Linked DNA regions of Homo sapiens: region 2 is linked to region 1. Evidence: read pairs that join two places in POLR2A ChIA-PET (ENCODE). Cell type or tissue: A673. All regions are shown on one strand. Each heading gives the region's core, and the rest is flanking DNA. Links, peaks and the distances in the headings are about the cores only.

What was found. Peaks named below come from ENCODE experiments on the same cell type or tissue, not always from the same donor. Only the 100,000 strongest peaks of a DNase experiment are listed, where the experiment ranks them.
Region 2: POLR2A ChIA-PET joins it to region 1 with 11 read pairs; 1 of 35 experiments calls an interaction of 5 or more read pairs at or near these places.

The regions. Positions count from the first base shown.
Region 1 is chr3:78,876,954-78,883,078 of GRCh38, forward strand. The region is part of intron 4 of ROBO1 (roundabout guidance receptor 1); the gene reads right to left. Among named protein-coding and RNA genes, the nearest start is that of MIR3923, 630 kb to the right of the region's middle. In A673, for the core only: no CTCF peak of the experiment used is centred there; a DNase peak (open chromatin) is centred at 2,698; H3K4me3 peaks cover 545 bases.
Region 2 is chr3:78,347,414-78,353,538 of GRCh38, forward strand. No RefSeq gene overlaps it. Among named protein-coding and RNA genes, the nearest start is that of LINC02077, 300 kb to the left of the region's middle. RefSeq lists an enhancer at 5,840-6,125. In A673, for the core only: no CTCF peak of the experiment used is centred there; a DNase peak (open chromatin) is centred at 1,448; H3K4me3 peaks cover 141 bases; H3K27ac peaks cover 840 bases.

The sequences.
Region 1 (6,125 bases), core at 700-5,699:
GCATGAGTTTGTTTAAGGCCAATTATTATGTGGCTTGGTGTCTACGACAATCTCTGCACATTCAATAGGACATAAGCAAGAAGTATTATCGCTGCTAGATCCAGCGACCTACAACAGGGCCTGACATGTAGTAGCCAGTGAATACAATTTATTAAATAGATAAATGAAAATTAAAATGATAAACACAAAAGCAATCAATGTTACTGACATTTTGTAATACTAGACTTGGTAATTTGGGACATACATATAATATCCACATTTTAAAGTATAATAAATGAAAAAGAACATAGAAAAGAAATTATTGTGGAGCATTTTAAGACCTCCAAGAATACATCTATTGAGAACAAGAAATTCTGATGTAAAACTAACATTTCCATGTGAAAGAGAATGGAAGGACAATGGAATAACAAAAGAAAGTCAGTGAACACTGTTCTATTCATTAGAACAATTCTCTGATATGAAATAACAACAAGAATAAAAACATCCCTAAAATAAATCTAATTGAATGAAAAAAAAATAGTACATTGGCTTAGGCTGAATTTCAAAAAGAAAAAAAATCAAACAGATATTCAGATATCTTAAGAAATACTTAAGAAAAATAAGTCTGGTATATTTTAAAAAATAGCACAGGTCTAACTTTTAAAATAGTTTAAAGTAATGTGAGCATTATTGCACACTTCTAACTAGATTTTTAATTTTAGTATCTCTCAGACCATTCCTAAAGTATCCCTGTAAACAGAGTTAAAAAGTGTCTTTGAATACAAGGTAAGCCTTCCTGCTTTTCATTCATACAATGAAATATTATTCAACAATTAAAAGTAACATATTCATGGAGGAGCCTCCAATATGTGCTATTGGAGCTGAGAAAAATAAGAGCTGAGAAAAGGTAACATTAGTATAAAATTGTCTCACACTTCTTGAATTTTGTGCCACATTGAAAGTTTTACACCTACTTCAACTAAAAATGCATTTTATTTAGGATTTCCAAATTGGGACTATAGCATATATTTGTGCAGGCATCTGGCTTCCGACAGCCTCTTGAACCTGCTGGATGACGTTTCCTATGCATATCCTCCCATCACCTTATCAATTTTCACTAAGGATTTCTTTTGCTTGAGGGCCATCGTTCTCAATTAAAAATGATAGTACTTTAGGAATGCTCTTGTTTAAAATACCAAGAACCCAACAATACTCTAATGCTGAGTAATCCAGGCTGTCACAATGAAAACAATTTACTCCCAAACCCACCTTCCAGTTCAAACCCAAACCTCAGCAAAACTCCAATGTCTAAATGCCACAGACCTTGCAAGATACTAAAAAGCTGTGAGATGTGTAATTTTAAAATACTGCAGCCAGGCGCAGTGGCTCACGCCTGTAATCCTAGCACTTTAGGAGGCTGAGACGGGTGGATCTCCTGAGGTCAGGAGTTTGAGACCAGCCTGGCCAACATGGCAAACCCCGTCTCTACTAGAAATACAAAAATTAGTCGGGCATGGTGGTGGGTGCCTGTAATTCCAGCTACTTGTGAGGCTGAGGCAGGAGAATCGCTTGAACTGGGGGACAGAGATTGCAGTGAGCCGAGATCACACCACTTCACTCCAGCCTGGGCAAAAGAGTGAAACCCCATCTCAAAAAAAAAAAAAAAAAAAAAAAAACTGCATAATGGGCACCTGTATTTTTAACTACCTTGGAAATAACCAGCCAAAATAAAATAGACAAGTTACTGTCTCAATCATAAAAAAGTTAACAGTATCATACTTAAGCTAAATAGAGTATGTGAAGCAACTTATCTATCTAAAACTCTCATTTATTTTCAAAAACCACAAACAATGCAATAGGAAACTCATAGGAGATTCTGTAGACCAAAAGTTGAATATCACCTTTTACAGTCTAGGTAAAAAGTACCTACTTCCCTATATAGTTAGCAGATGACAATAAACAAATAAATAAATAAAATAGTGCAATTACAAAAACCAAAATTTTAAAGTGCATACTTGGATATTTTGTGTCAATATTATCCTTTCAACGTGGGGAAAAATTAGTCACTGTATTTGTTGTTGCTGCTCTTTGAACTTGTTCACTGTCTTGCTCCTGCAGTTGTCTGCTCTTTCCTTAATTCACTGTGTTCTACTATACTTCTGCCTAAAACATTTTAAACTAAACTAAATGGTATGTGTAACAAATTTTTTGATTTATGCTAAGTTGGACTTAATAAATATTAATAAAGCATATAACTAAAAACTGGATGCAGATATTTATAACACAATGATATTACACGCAGGGTTGAAGACATGAGAAAGTCTCATTTCTCTACCAAAATAACTCAAATTTTAAATCGTGTATACTGGATCTGAGTTGATATATGTGTGACAGGGAGCATGTGTATGTCTACACATATATCATGCCTACAAGCTGACTGCACATAATGACATCATCTATTTATATTAAATTTCACATATTTCCACTCATGGCTTGACCTATATACGAGGTTAGGCAAATATAAGCAAAACTGAAGTAGCATTTTTTATCTTATAAAAATTCATGAACATCATTACCACATGCTTTCATTCATTTAAAAAAAAAAAAGAACTAAATACCATCTGTGTATGATAGCCTAATTAGGGGATTAGAACCGCAGACGCTTTGCTGGCTCACATGTTCAAGCACATGCCCCTTTGACCATTTCAGGGAAAAAAAAAAAGAACAATAAAAACGTAGTCGGAAGCATCCCTCTGGATTCCGCATTGACTCCTAGCGTTAACTAACCCCACAGAATTTAGCTGTCTGCACTCCCTTTGGGAACTGGCTCTTGTTTTTCCTTGATGTGCATGCCTGCCCCAGCACAAGCCTTAGGATAAACTTGGCATCACATGAATTAGGTTTAAATAAGTTCAAACAGCATTTTACAGAAGACTTGTATCTAAAGTCTGCAACACTGTAGGGACCATTGTTTCCTAGATTTGATACCAATAATAGAAAAATTAATAATTCTAAATTGGTCTGAAAGAAAATAAATGAAAGACAATCATTACTCCACAGTGATATATAATGTATACATGACCCTACATAATATGTAAAATAGAACCTGTAATACCTATTAAAGCACCATGGTAATTTTGGGTCTATTTATTCTAGAAGCTCAATTAATGAAACTGAGTTCATATAGAAAAGTCAAAACACATCTCATTTATTAGGATTGCTTTTCTTACCTTAAATTCCAATAAAATTAGCATGCTAAAACTTTAAACTTTAAAGACCATGTAATTTAATATGTGGTAAATCCTACCAGTCCTACCAGTTAGGATCAGAAGATTGACTCCTACACAGTTATTTAAGATGTTAACAATTAAATATGTCCACAAAACAAGAGCAGTGAAATGTTGCTGTATTTCATAACCAGAAAGAAATATATACTTTGTAGATTAAAAGGTTTTCAACTTAGAAAATGAGGCTAATGAATAAGCAGGAACCCATCGTCACTTACTGAATAGGGTAACTTTTTGTCCTCCCCACAAGGCACAAAGTTAAAAAAAAATTAACATGGTAATAATAATAATCACAGACTCACTAATTGAAAGAAAGGAGTAAATCAGTTAAGCCACCCAAATTGTTACAAACATACACAAAGAAAATTGTTTTACATTTAAAATAAAATGCAAAATGTCAAGAAAATTGCAAATTTAAATGGTGCCACAACCAGGCCGCTGCTCTTTGAACCATTAGGCAGTTGGAGATCTAACCCTTTATCTGCTTTTTTTTCTATTTCAGTTCCAATAGTGCTCCATAATAGGAGTGACCAGTCTGCTAAAGAGCAGCTATTTATGTCACAGTTTCATAAGACAGGTCTATGTCCAGCTGGAAATAACTTCAGGCATTTTCAGCCCAAACCAGCTCTGTATCTAGGTCTGTTCAAGTAAAATTGGGTCTACACAATTTCTCCACATTCTGATCCAAAGAGAAAAGAAGCCCTCATTTAAATATAGCTTAGAAAATCTGGAATTACATGCTATTCTTTCAGTGGTCAGACCCTGATAGTTATGGACTAGCGTATTCTCTTTGGATTCTGGAGGCCATTTCTTATGAATATTGGCTGCCGCAACAATTTCATATTGTCAACAGATGCGGGGATGCTGCTTATTCAGCTCAGTAGTGGTTGCCAGTAGAGGCTCAATGCTTCAGGCTGCAGCAAATTAATCCCAGCAGAGATGAGTTTTATTTGTTTCTCTAATAGTGGGAAGAAATATTGATGAGAGGATTCTGAGCTGTACGAAGGAGAAGAGACTGCTGGAAATTTCACCAACTCATTTTAGCATCTCCAAGTTGGTGGGAAAGTGTGTTACGGAGCCCCTCTTAAGTCCGCATTCCCCTTAGGGCATTCACCTCATAGACTGCGCTTTTCACAACAAACATTCAGTTCTTTGTTCTCTGTTTACAGTGAAAATGGTTAGTCTCATGTATGGAGATATTTATATCTGGCACTAAAAAATTTGAAGAAAACAATAAAAATGCCACAAAAATTGCAAACAGCAACAATTAAAAGCATTTTTCTTTCATTGGCTAATTTTGAAGAGTATGGTTATTTTTAGACACTCAGCATCTTATATAAGTACTTTGTTTTATTGAATTTAACTATGATGAGCTAATTTCCCAACAAGAGCCACTATTTTTCATATTCTTCTCTTACTTCCTATTGATAATTCTTCCTCCACAGAAATAAAAACTGGCAGATTTTATTATCGACTGCATCAGGCCCGTGGCCTGATACAGCAACACTCAAAGGAAAGGGAGAGGCAAGGATGGAAAGAGAAATACTTTCCAGTTGTTTCACTAGAAATTCCTTTTAAATTAGCTTATGTGCATCCAATAAGATCAGAGTTATTCAATTTTGTATAAGAATTACTAATTTAATATTATACTTTTAATGGACATGGCCTTAATAGATCAAATGGAAAAAAATACATAGAGGTTATGAATTTTAACTCTGCAATTACTGTTAGATGAATAGTAATAAGTAACACATGGATTTGAGGGTAAATTTTATGTCATTAGATGTGATGTTTATGTACCTTGGAGCCTTGTTTCTCCATTTTTTTAAAAAGCTAATAGTATGTAAAAAAAAGTAGATTTTGGATACCTTTTCTTATTTTTTATTTTAAAGTTCCAAAATTCTAAATATTACAAATTTAGGAACAGTTTTATATATTTAAAAATAGTAGAGATACAGGGCTACATTTGGAGAAGGTGGAACAAGAATGGCCAATAGAGTCTAGTATGAATGCTAAATTTTCTGTTCAATTTCCTGGATTGTAATTGTAAAAGGCGTCAAGAAATTGATAGTGAAATGAGGCCACTACAAAACTAGAAAGTAGTAAGTAATTTTTTTCTAAAACGATAGAAGTTGGATTATGTATTCATCTGCCTTACAAAGACCATGTGAACCTCCTGCACTTTCACAACGCCACTGTGTACTGCCATCCCTTATGTTTCCGTTCTCATCTTCGAGATCACACCCTTTCCTACTTCAAAATACAACAAGCTGTTTTGAGCTGACATTTTGAGCATAAGGCCATCATGCTGAATGAAATATCTGCTAAGTATTTCTTCTCCACTGCATCTTTCTGTCACCTCGGGGATCATACATGTTATCCTCTTTCCACATTTTCCAATTTCTGCTACTCAATGTCAGTATATCCATCCTCAATTCCTATCTCTCCATCTTTCTCCTTTGCCTCCAGGTATCCCTCTAATGTGTCCCTGTCATTTATATATTTAATTCGTTTACTTATTTTTACCAACTACTTGGGGAAAATATTTCTTAGCTCCTTTACCTTCGGGATAACACCTCTGTTCTTCCTAATCTTTTTTTTTTTTTTTTCTGAGCCTGAGTCTCACTCTATTGCCCAGGCTGGAGTGCAGTGGTGTGATCTTGGCTCACTGCAATCTCCGCCTCCCAGGTTCAAGCAATGATCCTGCCTCAGCCTCCCAAGTAGCTGGGATTACAGGCATACGCCACCACACCAGGCTAATTTTTGTATTTTTAGTAGAGATGGGGTTTCACCATGTTGGCCAGGCCGGTCTTGAACTCCTGACCTCAAATGATCCTCCTGCCTCAGACTCCCAAAGTG
Region 2 (6,125 bases), core at 579-5,578, 530 kb before region 1:
GAAGTTTTTATAATGACATTTCCTTCATACACAGGGTGAGCAAAAGGGAGACTTTTTATCCTTTTTTGAGAAAGCAACCACAAAATTTTGACCTTATGAAGTATCTTTGAAACTTTCCAAAGCTGATTAGAATAGCGTTGATGTATTTTAATCAGATACAGAAAGACTTTACAAAGTATGAGCTGCACACTTGCTGTCGTAATGCTTATAAGCACTAATTTTTTTGTATACATTCATGTACTTGTAATTGCACAAAATGCGAAGGACACATTTGGCGGTGAGGATGCTGTGCACAATCAACTCCTAATCATTTTCAGGAAAGGATAAACATTCCGCTAAAAATGAGGAAAGACAAGAAATGTTCAAAAGCATGTCAAAAGTGTCCAGCTGTTTTCATAGAATATAGGTGATTTCCTGGTGCTAGCAAAATCCAGAAGAAACGTTATAATAACTAGAAATGTCTATAATTGTGAGGAAGCCCAAGTATGAAGATTCACAAAAATAGAATAAGTGGATGAAATTAGTTAAAACAACCTTCTTAGTAATGAGGTACTCTGATTATAAAAGTACTTTGACTCTTTAGAATGTGTCACTGAACACCAAGCTGAAAAAACAAATTAACAGTCTGTCACTAGAGCATGATCTCCCACAGACAATATGCTCATAAATGAAAAGACAGAGAGTCCAATATTCATTATTATTCAGTCAATGACATTATTAGGAAATTCAGGCAAGGAACAACTTGTGTCATATTTTCTTTAATTATCAAATGAGCGTATATAGGCACAACATTTGTAATGAGAATTATTTTTCAATCAGTAACATTCTTAAAGACTATTTATCTACATAAATATATATATTTAGTGTAGTTATAGATATATGCTAAAAGAGAAAAAAGATAAAAGTGGCCCAAATATTTTTGTCTGATTTCCTAATTATACTATACAAAGTATTTTATATGAAAAATTTATTGTCGCTAACAAGCCTGAAAAATTGCACTGTTTTTCCAAATTAAACTCCTTCCCCCCCCAGAAAATTGGTGTGAAAATTAGTAATTTGTTAGTTATTTCTAAGAGTAACAATGTAATATTTGATTTGTTTCCTCTAAAATAATTTTGTTATAAGAGACAACTTAGTATCTAAGATCAGCAAAATTTTTAGGATGTTGAACACTCTTAATAAATGTTAAAAATTAACTAATGTATCATAAAATAGTTCCTAAATCTGAAAAAATAAATATATATGTAGGTCAACTTACCTTGAATTAAATATTAGCTAAATTTTTTTTAGAAAATGGCAGTTGATGAGAACAGACAATTTGTGTTTTAGATTCATGGAAAGACACCCCAACGAGTGAAATAATAAGACAGGTCTTACTTCTTTTCACAACAGGACAAGGACACCCATTCAATTGGATTAGATGACGTGATGCCAAGAGCCATTAATCCAATCATTGACTTGTGCCTGCAAGTGCTGCCATTTAGACACATGGAACCACTTCCAGTCACATCTGGCCACTTGGGCATGTGAGTTGGCACAAGCATGCTATGGAAAGAATAAATGTCCCTGCCCAAACTACTCCAAATCGTTTAATATTTTGAGGTCATTTCTCTTTACAAAGAAGAATCCTTAAAACTAAAAAACTCTCAGCTGGGCATTTATGATCCACAGAAAGTTTATTTTTCTTTCTCTTCTTCACTTGAGTGGTTTGGTTTCTGAATAGCTTCAATCTAGCTCCAGGCTTTTGAACTGTTGATTGCTCATGTTCAGGCATTGATTTCAGGTTTTGCCAATTCTTTGAAATTGTACTTAATTTCAAAGGACTTCCATCACTTGCTAGAAGACCAGTTAGTGTAGAAGTGGACAAATGACTTCCCTCTGGGGAAACTGACCTTTTCCAACCACAGGTGTACATAGGCCTCTCAATGACAGAGAGTAATGGTTCTAATCTTTTGCTGATTTTCCCACAGGTCTCACAACTATTTCAGTCTCCAAAGGGGAAAAAAATATTTGCTTAATTTTGTTTGCTATTGTGTATCCCCATCCCCATTTATAATTACTAATGCTAAACATGACTGAATTTATACACTTGAACTGTTTTAAACACATTAAACTATAAACTCTGAAGAACCGAATGATATACAATTGTTAGTTATCTTTTTTTTATAGTACATGGTCATCCAAAATTAAAACCACGCGTGCAAACTTATACACATACACATACAACACACACACACACACACTCTTTCTCTCTCTCTCTTCAGTAACTCAACTAAAGCAATACAGATGCTTTAGAGATTCAATTATTTTCTAATTCTTTCTTTGCAATCATCAAATTCTGAACCACTCTTTGCTGACTTGGCTCTTTTATGAAACCTCACTGTGCCTTGTCTGTTTACCTCAACTTTATGCTGTGATTGTTTCTGGTACTATTTGATTAGAATACATAACAGCTGGAACTTGTCAACTTAATACATTTTTCCTCAAGAGGTATATTTGGGGTTATTTGACTTTAACTTAATCAAAACAGCATCAACATGGTTTCACCCTCCTTTTCTCATCTCAAAATGAAAGTGTAGGAGACCAGAGAGTAAAATCATGTTGTACTAATCGGGCTTTTTTTTTCCTTCCCCCAAGGCTAATACCTGGTACTCACAGAGTTTTGCCAGCCTAAGACTTATAAAATTATAAGTATATGTCAGGGTATCTGAAAAGAAACAAAGGAAGCATTTGGTTCAACTTGGATTTGCTGCAGATAAACAAATCTGGAAACACATTAAGACTCTATTAGGCAAATCCTATTGGAAAAAAAAAACTAAAAATACCATTAAACAATGTCACCAATGCCGAAGAGTGAAGTCATTACAATTTTAATTGATCTTCTGTTTGACATTGTAGGGGAGAAAAAAATTTTTTTTTCTCACCCATCACTAGGTTCATGGCTAAGATACCTATAACAAAAGACAGACTAACAAGAGAAAAGCCTAGAAACTTCCTCAATATAAGTTTTTTGCTAACAAATTAAGTTTTATGTGACACACAGTCTTCATAAATAAAGACCCAAAGAAATAGGGAAACCTGTTTTGTTTTGTTTTTTTTTGTTTTTTTTTGCTAAGTTAGATAAAGAAGTAGATAGCTGTGGACAAGTATGACTGGAAAAAGGGGGTATAATCTATTAATAATAAACAGAGGGAACGAACTTGGTGAGGCCTGTTTGCTCAGACTCGTTTCTATCTTTCTTTGCCTTCAGAGATAAGGATATATTTTTCTTCCAGGCGTAGGGTGAGCATTTCCCAAATGAAGGCCTTATAACCTACTTTAAAGGAAGAACAGGGAATTCTTTTATGGCCTATTTCAGGGGAAAAGGGTCTGGGAATATCAGAGTGACCTTCCGGCTTCTACTGTTTTTCTCAATGCCATATTTCAGGGTAGCGTGGTTCTGGACCCCAACAACATTGTATTTGTAAGCCTTATTTTCTATGTTTAAAGCAAAATGTATTTAAAATATTTTAAACAGAGGCTCAACAAATTCCCTAATAGCACTAGAAAATAATTATTTCACTTTTAAAGGGCTTGTAAGAGCTTAATAAACCAATTTTCAAAAACAAATATATACAGAATTCACAAATGAAAATGAATAAGAATATAATACTAATAACACACTTACTAGAAAACAGCGATGCATTAGACACATCTTGACAGGTTGCAAGCTCTTTAATTTTTTTAATATTTTTTCTTTTCTTTCCTTCCTTCCTTCCTTCTTTCCTTCCTTCCTTCCTTTCTTTTGCTCCTTTTCCCCTTCCTTCCTTCCTCCCCACTTCCTTCTTTCTTTGAATTACTTCCTCTCAAATTTTTTTCTATACTATGCCAAGCCAATCATAGAGAAAAGTTTCTATAAATTTTTCCTCCATCTCACTCCTCTTTACAGGTTTCTTGTGCCCTACCTAATGAAATCGGGAGACTGTTATTAAGGAGGTCTCTGACTGTACCAGCATTTTGCAGTTACTCTTCCTATTCTATCTCTCATCTCTTCATAGGTGGGATGTTCTCAAGTCTCTCAGTTTCCTAGTAAGAGCAAAGCTTTATTTCAATTGTTTGAAAAGGTTTCCATTGCGAAATCTTCTCACAGTTTGAAATTCTGGCATAGAATCTTGGAAGCAGATCATAACTAGACATGATATTTAAAAACCACATTTCGCATTTTTAGCACTAAGTCAAAATGTAAAAATACTAAAACTTTTCACTGGGAATATTTTTTTCCTTTAAATGGAAAAATATGAATTATTTACATTTATTAAATAAACTGCTCAATACATATATTATTTACAGCACTCTTCACAGGTTTCTGAGTTTATTCACGTAGAACATAAAATATATTGTATGTATCAAATGATTTGTGTATTAAATTACTGTTTTCGAGGGTTTTACTTACCAGTCAGAATTTCCATTCTTATCTCCTTCTTTGTCAATGTTCCTCCATCTTGTTCTTAACCTATAGTTTTGTTAGGGCTCAGAAAGTGATACCTCAGAGACTGACACTTTGGCTGAGAGTCCTTAGACACTTCTCAGAGTCAAGGTCCATCTAACCTTATTTTGTTTCTCCCCACCCCCAACTGTAAAAAGAGACTCTCTCTTTCTCTGGAATTTCCTTCTTTGACCAAGAAAGCTTCTTTTCAAAATAAACACAATTTCCTTCCTTCCCTCCCTGAAATTTTATTTTCTTTCTCAGAAGAAAAGACTGAGGAATCCAGCCATACTAACCATACCTAGAGGGACTTTTTTTTTTTTTTAAACAAAATTACAATGCTTGCATCTGGGATTCATTCAAATTACAAGGAGAATTACTTATAAGTTAATCTCTTTTCATCCATTCTCCTGAATAATCATTTGCTGCCACTTGAAATCATTATCTATTTCCCCACCTTTCCCTGCTCCCATGAAAAAGAGTATTTAAGCTTTTATACCCCATTTGGTTATTGGTTAATCATTTTTCCAGCGATTTTTCCCATGCTATGCTCATTAAAATAAAATTTTGTATGCTTTTCCTTTTATTAGTCTGCCTTTTGTCAGATGCAGATTTTCAGAATGCAAAAGGGAAGTTTTCTCTTAGTCTCTATAGTTCATTGACTGGGACCTACATAGCAGCTGATTTTTGCAGGCACAACACAAACACATACATGATTCCTATAGTGTGGACTCTCCCTATGATTCACAAAAGCATATCTGAATGGAAAAGTGTGAAAAAGATATCACCAAAATAATTTTAAAAATATTTTCAATAGACAAAAGAGAAGTAATTCACTTGTAAACTTTAGAATGTTAGTTAAGATTACTCATACCACTAATGATAATAACATATAGCATCAATGACACTGATTGAGTTCCATTGTTCTGCCCTACCAATTCAATAAGTACCCTATCTATTTATTTTATTGTCTACAACTTCTTGGGGCTTAGAAACAATACCTCAAAATGAAGACCTCAGAAATAGCCTCAGAAGTTAAGTTTTTCTTTGATCTTCTCCCGTACTCCTTCTCTCAGTCCCATTCCCCCTCGAGGCTAGCCGTAAAAAGTAGAATCCCTCTTTCCCAAGGTCATGGAAACCAGAACTCCTTTTCCCCAAAGCCAGGCATAAAACCTATGAGGAATAAGCTCTGATTTTCCTTTTTAATCTTGCCCAGATTCCTATCTAAGGGGTCTGGGGAGTCATGCCCTACAAACCATAAATTCTCATCAGATGGGTTTTATTTAGCCCTATATATCGTCATTTACTCTTGCATAACATTAGGAAACAAGGAAGAAAATAAAAATATTTTACCCCAAAATGTATTTCTCTGCCGTATCTTGAAATGGCCCTGCAAATCTGTTCTTGGTGGGGGAAAATTTGCATTTGTAAAGATTCTCTATTAAAATAACTAGATCTTTTACTTCCAGATCCTCCCAATCCTAAAGAGATTAAGTAAGAGTCTAGCACCTTTTTAAAGGTCTCAATAGGGAACATTGTCATCTATTGTCTCTAAGGGCAGCCACTATAAGACTTCAAAAGAATCTTGGTCTCTACAATCTTTTATCTTAACGTAAACATTTCCTTTCTATTGATCCCAGGTCTTTAGACAAACTTAACC